Regions from separate parts of the Homo sapiens genome. Here region 2 is linked to region 1. The links are chromatin contacts, found by Hi-C or POLR2A ChIA-PET in ENCODE. All regions are on one chromosome and are shown on one strand. Each heading gives the region's core, a stretch centred on a gene start or an enhancer-like site at or near the end of the contact. The rest is flanking DNA. Distances are from core to core; before and after follow the strand shown.

Region 1 (3,808 bases), core at 1,309-3,808:
TCGTGGAGGTCTTTTCTGGGGAAACAGAGGCCTCCCCACCTTCCCCGGCCCCCAGCTTCTTCTTCTTCTTGCTCCTGGGGGTCCTGGCAGCTGGCTGGTCTCCCGATAGCTTCCGCTTGCGGCTCTCCCAGCCCTTCCTGCTGCTCTCCTTGGTGGTGTCCACCACCTTCTTTCTTTCCTGTTCCAGCAGCTCAGTCAGGACCTTCACCACTGAGGCCTGCACCTGGGCCTCATTCAGGGGCCAGGGTTGGCCCAGGAGGCACTGGGTGATGTTGCTTTGCAGCGCCAGGGTTGAGGCTTGGGGGTTCCCAGCCCCTTTCTTGGGCTTCCGGGACTTCTGAGGTGTGGTGCCTGAAGCAGCCTCTTTTCCACCTATGGAGAGAGAATGTGGGGTCACAGATCTGGGAGAGTTGGGGGACAGATCTTATGGTACCTAAGAGCGAAGAGGGTGCAGGGAGTGACTCCATCTTTTCTTACAATGGCACAGATGGGGAGAGCAAGGCTTGGCGGTCACTCTGCCCCAGCTGGTCTCCTAAGCTCACACCTTTCCACCAATTTCACACCCTGACTTCATTTCTAACTTACAGCTTTTCCCTGTCTCTTTATACTAAAAACTCCAGTTAGGGTGGGGGACAGAAAATGACTCCAGAATGTTAATGAAAGGGCCTGAAATCTATCAATGGAATGAAAATTCAGAAAGGAGGGAGATGGAGTCTGGAGCTGGGAGGAAGGAGACCTGGGTTCTAGGTCTGACTTTCCCACCCACTTTCAGTGTGATTCTGGCCAGGACCCATCTCCTCCCAGGGCCTTGGTTTCCCTGTCTATAACGTGAGGGGTGGATGAACAGTAAGGCTTCCTATGATACATTGTAGATTTATAATAAAAGTGGGGGCCATGCAGACATTCAACTGATGATTACCCACACTCGGCCCTTCCTGGTCAGGGGGTCCAGGCAAGGTGGGGAGCTCTGGGTGCAGTGTATATACACGTGGTGGCTGACTAAGCAGGTTTACTGCCTGCCAGAGAGACTTCTGGTGCAGCCTTTGTTTAGAATTTTCCACGCCTCTGCTTGCCTTTGATAATTGTGTGCTGACTACACGTGTAAAAAAAAAAAAACCTTCCACAGCCCCCTCTAAAATGTCTCCTTGTCGCACCGCCTCTCACAGAGAATGTTGGGGAAGAAAGTGAGCAGCAATTCCTCTTCCGACCCAGCCTGGGGCAAGCTGCAGCTGAAAGCCCCATGACTGGGTCTCCTCACCGGCTCTAACTTCCAAGTGACTTGGAGGTCTCTGCCCCATTCTGGGTCTCATGGGCACAACACTCCTGCATGCTGGGCTCTGAAAGGTGGCTTGGTGGTTTGGTCCTGGAGGTGTTTGCCTGGAGGAAGGCCCAGGTGGATACTCCATGTCACACTCTATGTGGTACTCATGTCACACTGAGGCTAGGGCTGCCCCCTGCAGCATGCAGTGAGCTTGGCCCCTCAGCCCCAACCAGGATTTCTGGCGACTTTTGGCTCTAGAGCTGCGGTGGGCTGGGGGAGGTGGACTGGGCAGGGCAGGCCAGGTTAGGCAGAGGGGCCCCCGGGACGGCTGGAGGCCCAATTCCATCCTCTGGGGATTCTTCAAGATGGCAGGAGCCAATGGAGAGGGAAGCTGGGGAGGGCAGTTAGCCCCGGAAACCTCTCTCCCCAGAGCCTACGTTTCTGCTGCTGCCTTTTTTTTTTTTTTTTTTTTTTTTGAGACAGAGTTTTGCTCTGTTGCCCAGGCTGGAGTGCGGTGGTGCAATCTCGGCTCACTGCAACCTCTACCTCCCAGGTTCAAGCGATTCTCCTGCCTCAGCCTCCTGAGTTGCTGGGAGTACAGGCGCCTGCCATCATGCTGGCTAGTTTTTTGTATTTTTAGTAGAGACAAGGTTTCACCATGTTGGCCAGGCTGGTCTTGAACTCCTGACCTCAAGTGAGCCACTCGCCCTGGCCTCCCAAAGTGCTGGGATTATAGGCACGAGCCACTGCGCCAGGCCCACTTTTCTGCTGCTTATCTGCAAACACCCAGAACACCAAGGCTGGGGAAGCCCTGGAGCTGTCCCAAGTGTGCCCAGCTGGTACATATTTGACCCTTAGCTCCAGTAGGGTCAGGGAGTGTGGATGCCCCAGGTTAGGTGAATTGAATAATCCAGTCTGCCCTCCAAATACAATGTGACTATTTTCTACATGTGCCATGCCTTGACACAGACTGGATACATCAACTGCTGTTTTGTATGGTTAAGACACAGAGGTCCAGAGTGGCCAGGGGATTTCCAAGGCTTTACAATGAGTCAGAACAGCCTGGGGCCAGTCTACTGCCTGGGGTCTCCTGCATGTGCTGAGTGTCCTCCAAACGTGACTGTCAGCCTATTGTCTAAGCTATCCTCTGAGGCCCAAGGCCCACACCGTGAGCCTATTTACAGGGAAGAAAAGTTGATGGTGATGGTTGGAGAGAGCCAACACTTGCTCCACAAGCCAAAAGACGCAGCTTCCTCTGAGGCAAGGGCTATCCTACCAGGTGCATCAGCACCACCCAGGGCTGGATACACCCCCACTTCCAGGCTGTCCAGGGCCATGGGAGCCAGACACCTGGGCGTGGGGCCCACCTGTACTTTTTTTTTGAGACAGGGTCTCACTGTACCACCCTGGCTGGAGTGTAGTGGCATGATCATGGCTCACTATAGCCTCAACCTCCTGGCTTCAAGTCATTCTTCTGCCTTGGCCTCTCAAGTAATTGGGACTACAAGCGTGCACCATCACACCGGCTAATTAAAATAAATTTTAGAGATGGGGTCTCTCTGTGTTGCCCAGGCTGGCCTTGAACTCCTGGGCTTGAGCAATCTGCCCACCTCGGCCTCCCAAAGTGCTGGGATTATGGGCATGAGCCACTGCACCTGGCCCCACCTGCACTTTGATGAGCATCTTCAGGTCCAATGCAAGGCCACAAGGTCTCACTTGGAGAGGCTCTGGGGGCAGACAGGACCATGTTGGGAGGACTGTTGCTACAGGAGGGCAAGAAGGGGCCCACTGCCCTGTCCCTCTGTGTCCTGCTATGTCCCTCCTGCAGACCTTAACTTACCTGTTTTAGGGGACAACATGCCTGCTGCCTGTTGGGGCTTTGCCTCCTGCTTGCCATCTGGGTCATCTTTGGCGGCCAGAGTAGAGGAAACTGAGGGGCTGGAGTCTAGCTTGGGAGTGGCTTTTGAGGCCTGGGAATTGGCTGGGGTTAGTCCAGGGGTCATATAACCTGAGAGGAGAGACTGAAGAAGCCCATTGTGAAAGAGGCTGCCACCACCCCACCCCACTGCCATAACCCAGCCCGAGTCATGGCCTGCTGTGAGGAAAGCAGCCTGGGGCCTCTAGGATCACCCTGCCCTATCAGTGCAGAGTGGGTGGACAACAAGGCACAGAGCAGCACTTCAGCCCTTGGCGTGTGCCTCCTGAACTATTTTAATTAATACACTTTCTAGACAGGCACATTTAAAAAGGAAATTTCTTATTAATACAAATGGAAAATTACTAGCTTTTGCCACATACAGATAGTAACCTTAAAATAAATCTGCTAAAGAATGTTTTTGTCCGGACATCACCCAGAATCAAGGTCAATCCCTTCTACAGACCCCAAGGGTCAGCTACTCAGGGCTCTATGAGGGGACGGAGGCAGCCTGGCTGTGGTCTGCTGGCTGGGCCACACGTGGTGCCTTGCAGACAGGACCTTGCCCAAGGCCTCTGTGAAGAGAGGGGACCCAGACCCCTGACCTGAGGGATCGGGTAGACAGGAGCCTG
Region 2 (4,647 bases), core at 1,224-3,723, 56 kb before region 1:
TCCTCCTGCCTCAGTCTCCCACAGTGTTGGAATTATAGGCGTGAGCCACTGAGCCCTGAAGTTTTCAACATACATTTAAAAATGTACTATTATCGGCCAGGCGCGGTGGCTCACATCTGTAATCTCAGCACTTTGGAAGACCGCGGGGGCTGGATCACCTGAGGTCAGGAGTTCGAAATCAGCCTGGGCCAACATGGTGAAACCCCGTCTCTACTAAAAATACAAAAAAAAAAAAAAAAAACTACCCGGGTGTGGTGGTGTGTGCCTGTAGTCCCAGCTACTAGGGAGGCTGAGGCAGGGGAAGGCAACAGTGAGACTCTGTCTCAAAAAAAAAAAAAAAAATGAATAAAAATAAAAATATGCTATTATCATCCCATTTCACAGATGAGAAAACTGAAGCCCAGAGAGGTTACAATTTTTGCCCAAAGAACCATAGCTAATAACTGCAGAAACAATAAATATGTTGATTAAATAAAGTGGAGTTTGAAAGCAGTGACTTTGATGGTTTCTGGGATAAAGATAGGCTTCCCTGTGGAAAAATTTGTCCTGAGGTGATTGTGTGGGCTGCCTTCAGCCATAAGATCAAGGCTTGCTCCCTCCATGAAGCCACATGAGGTTTGGAGGTCTGTTTAATACAACTCTTAATCAAAGCGGAACTCACTCCACAATACTCCAGTCTCTGCTAACATACTGGGAAGCTCATTAAAACAAAAAAGCCCTCTCCTTCAAAAAATACAGACATTTCACAGAAGAGATGCAAATGGTTAAAACAATCCGTAAAGAGATGTCTGACGTCACTCATCATCGAAGAAATGCAATGCAACGAGAAGGTATGTTGAGGCTGGGTGCATTGGCTCACGCCTATAATGCCAGCCCTTTGGGAGACCGAGGCGGGTGGATCACCTGAGGCAGGAGTTCGAGACCAGCCTGGACAACATGGTGAAACCCCGTCTCTACTAAAAATACAAAAATTAGCCGGGTGTGGTGGCGCACACCTGTAATCCCAGCTACTCGGGAGATGAGGCAGGAGAATCACTTGAACCCAGGAGGCGGAGCTTGCAGTGAGCCAAGATGGCGTCACTGCACTCCAGCCTGGGCAACAAGAGCCAGACTCCGTCTCAAAAAAAAAAAGAAGGTATGTTGAGTTTTTCAGTTTAGCAGAATAAATTTTTTTTTTTTTTGAGACAGGGTCTCGCTGTGTCACCCAGGCTGGAGCCACGGGATATATTTATATATTTAAAATATATTTATAATATTTATATAGTATGTAATACAAAAATACTATATATATTCCATATAAATATTACATATAGTACATAGATAAAATGTATCTACCGCTTGCCTAGCTCTGTGAGGTACACTTCTTGGCCCTTCCCCACAGCTCCGACATATTCTCCCAAGCCTTCAAGGTCCTTCAATATTGTTATTAGAGGCTGGGCACGGTGGCTCACGCCTGTAATCCCAGCACTTTGGGAGGCCGAGGCAGGTGGATCACGAGGTCAGAAAATCCAGACCACCCTAGTCAACACGGTAAAACCCCGTCTCTACTAATACACACACACAAAAAATTTGTCGGGCGTGGTGGCACGCGCCTGTAGTCCCAGCTACTTGGGAGGCTGAGGCAGAATAGCTTGAACCTGGGAGGCAGAGGTTGCGGTCAGCCGAGATTGCGCCACTGCACTCCAGCCTTGGCTACAGAACAAGATTCGGTCGAAATATATACATGTATATTGTTATTAGAGGGCTATGTGGAAGTAGCTATTAAACACGAGGGCTTTGAAGCTAGAATTCCAAACCCTTCTGCAAAGGTGTGCTCTCAGTTAACATCCTTTATCTGTAAGAGGGAAATCAAAATTATTTGATAATGTCTTGAGGAGTAAATGAAGCAATGCATATAAACTGTTTAGCCCAGACCGGTCTGAAAATACATATTGAATAATTTATTCTTATTTTGCCCATTATATAATATGCCAAAGTAAGTGATTACGGTGTGTTTTCCCCGACTATGTTGCCTAGGCTGGCCTCGAACTACTTGGACGAAGCGATCCTCAGCCTCCTGAGTAACTGGGACCACAGGCCGGCGCCACCCTAGCTTTAATTAAGGCCGTTTTGTTGTTGTTATTCCCCTGCTCCACACAAGGGGCGCTGCCGCTCCAAGGCTGCCAGGGCGGGAGTCAGGATGGCGGAAGTCTGTCTAGCCACGACCACCGCCATCATGGAATACAGGCCCACCTCACCCCGCGGGTGTAGCCGCTTCGTACTGTCGCTTAGGCCGACCCGCTCGCAGCGACAACCAGCCCTCTACCTCTTTTCGCTCTCCCTTAAGTAATAAACCGTCTTTCCTTATGACGAGTCTTAAACTCTTTGGGAGGAATAATGCCGGCGTCTTCCGGAACCCGACCTCGCCCCGTGACCTCAGAGGTATACTTCCGGGACACGGAAGTGACCCCCGTCGCTCCGCCCCCTCCCACTCTCTCTTTCCGGTGTGGAGTCTGGAGACGACGTGCAGGTAGGAGGCCCGGGCGCGACAATCGGGGGGCATCCTGCGGCGAGGGGACCCTGTGGGGCTTGGGACGAGAGACGGGGGTCTTTCCGTGGGAACCGAGCTAGGTGCCGGGCAAGAGACGCGCGGCTGGCCCACCTGGATCCTGGCCAACTCGGGATTGAGTTCGTTCCTGGTCTCAGAAGGCCCGTTTTGCTTTCAGGGAGGAGCTTGTGAAGTAAGGGTGAGTGCGGGTCCAGCCTTTTAAGGCCTCGGCCCCGCAATACGGCCACGGCCACGGCCGCGTTTGAGCTGCACAGCGTAGTTGAGGGAACCCGGGACAGACGTGGGCTCCCGCCTCTACCTCGCCAAACTTTTTTCTTGGTGATCGCAGGCCCACGCCTAATCTCGTTTGTTTCCTCGTTTGCAAAATAGGAATAACAATAGCACCGATCCCATGGGTTTGTAGTGATCATTCAAAGAAGGAAAGCAGGGAAAACTCTCGCACTATGTTGGATGCTTCTAAATCTGGGCGATTCTTTCCGTTGCTGAGTCGGGCACGTTGCAAGTTCTGGGCGCTCAGGGCCCAGCACCAATGTTTGCTGTGCGCTTGCCCTGCGTTTATATACTCCTGATGACCACTCTGCTCGTTACTTTAGGGGATGTTAGGAACGGAGAAACTGCAAATTGGCATTTACTGAATGGCCATCATGCCGAAACATACTCATGCTTACGTATTTGAGATATGCTGGAGCCTTTCTATGCTTCTCGAGGCAGAACTTTGGGCTTCTCTCCTGTGGCGCGTTCCTTACAATAGTTAACGCACTGGGTCGTGCTCATTGGTCTGATTTGAAGATAGGAACATTTAACTTCGTACACCCAAGACTTACACTTGAAGTACTTACTGTGGTCACACACTTAACTAAAGTTTATATAGGGAAGGCAGAGGAGAGATCTAGGAACACCTGAGACAGACTAGGGTAGTTATTTGTGGTGTAGAGGCATCTTGGCAGGAGGCAGAGAGTGCTGGGCTGGGAGTCAGGACACGTTGTTTCTATGTTTGGTTTTGCCACTGTCTTTACTGTGACCATAGGCTGAGACACTCTCTATCTTCACCATCTGCAGGATATCGATTAGTGTTAGTGTCTTCTGAAAATGTTAAATTGTTCTGAACACCAGGAGGTTCAGAAGGCCTGGGGCTTTAGGCCGGAAGCAGTCTTATCCTAGCCTTCCACTTTCTCATTCATTCTCACCCGCCTTCCTCCTGTCAGTTTCTCTCTCCCTTAGATCTTGTGACAGTATGATTGCAATTATTATGAAGGTCATAATAGGTTAGAGTTATTTAGTCTCAGGACCCATCAGATTTCTGAGATGGGTCTTTTCCATTAGCCTGCCTTTTGGATATATTTTAGTGCCTTTGATATTTGATGTTGGTGACAAAGATTTAGTTCTAAATAGTTGTGGGAGTCAAATCAGTTGCATTTTTGAACATTTTGAAGGGATCAGGTGGAGCACAGGAAAACAGGAGATGAGAGGCTTGAGGGCTGTGTTGGTAAGGGTCCCTTGAATTCTAAGCTGAGGAGTTCATGCAGGAATCAAGCAGCTCCCTCGCCCCATGAAGGGTGTTAGGAATGGTACCAGTACATGGGTAGCTGTTGGTCTTGGGTTTCTTCTTGCCTTTTGGGGTGCAGCCTTCAGGCATCTGCTGCTAGATCCCTAGGCTTCTATCTTGTAGGTGCTGTGAGCTGAGCTGTTGGTAGTTTCTGGGGAAAGGATACTTCTCATGGTACTTTGCCATGTGGCCACAGTTGATACCCCCCCAAGTGCAAGGAGAAAGAAGTTTTAGTGAGGCAGAAATGAGAGAATACAGTAGAGTATTGGATGGAAGAAGACAGGGACATGAAGCAGGACTAGGGTTTCATTTAATAGCCAGGGGAAAGGGATTCTGGAAATGTTTTGTCTGTTAACCTTGAGTTTCTTTTCCTTCCACTCAGAAATGGCACCTCGAAAGGGGAAGGAAAAGAAGGAAGAACAGGTCATCAGCCTCGGACCTCAGGTGGCTGAAGGAGAGAATGTATTTGGTGTCTGCCATATCTTTGCATCCTTCAATGACACTTTTGTCCATGTCACTGATCTTTCTGGCAAGTGAGTACCTGGGTGGAGAG

The links. A loop is a pair of places that touch in the nucleus more often than their neighbours do. ChIA-PET counts read pairs that join two places held with the same protein, here RNA polymerase II (POLR2A). Pooled maps may share reads with other maps.
Region 2: a map of breast epithelium shows a loop between it and region 1 (15-fold over the local background). The contact joins the promoter of RPS14 here to the enhancer-like site in region 1. A Hi-C loop is called at or near these places in 7 of 168 maps with a recorded cell type or tissue (CD14-positive monocyte, HL-60/S4, astrocyte of the cerebellum and 4 more), 1 of 37 single-sample maps with no recorded cell type and 4 of 50 pooled maps. POLR2A ChIA-PET finds 5 or more read pairs at or near these places in 19 of 52 experiments (B cell, CD8-positive, alpha-beta memory T cell, GM10248 and 12 more).

The regions. Positions count from the first base shown.
Region 1 is chr5:150,392,846-150,396,653 of GRCh38, reverse strand. It overlaps TCOF1 (treacle ribosome biogenesis factor 1), which reads right to left. Exons shown (of 27, transcript NM_001371623.1): 23 at 3,102-3,282; 24 at 1-372. Among named protein-coding and RNA genes, the nearest start is that of CD74, 18 kb to the left of the region's middle. Within about 2 kb of position 2,558, at least 2 of the 41 ENCODE cell types and tissues checked have a DNase peak (open chromatin) inside an H3K27ac peak, as active enhancers do; they include B cell and CD14-positive monocyte, where a contact is called at or near this core.
Region 2 is chr5:150,447,565-150,452,211 of GRCh38, reverse strand. RPS14 (ribosomal protein S14) reads left to right here and starts at 2,473. Exons shown (of 5, transcript NM_005617.4): 1 at 2,473-2,509; 2 at 4,477-4,627. The coding sequence starts at 4,479. RefSeq lists enhancers at 2,085-2,404, 2,018-2,956.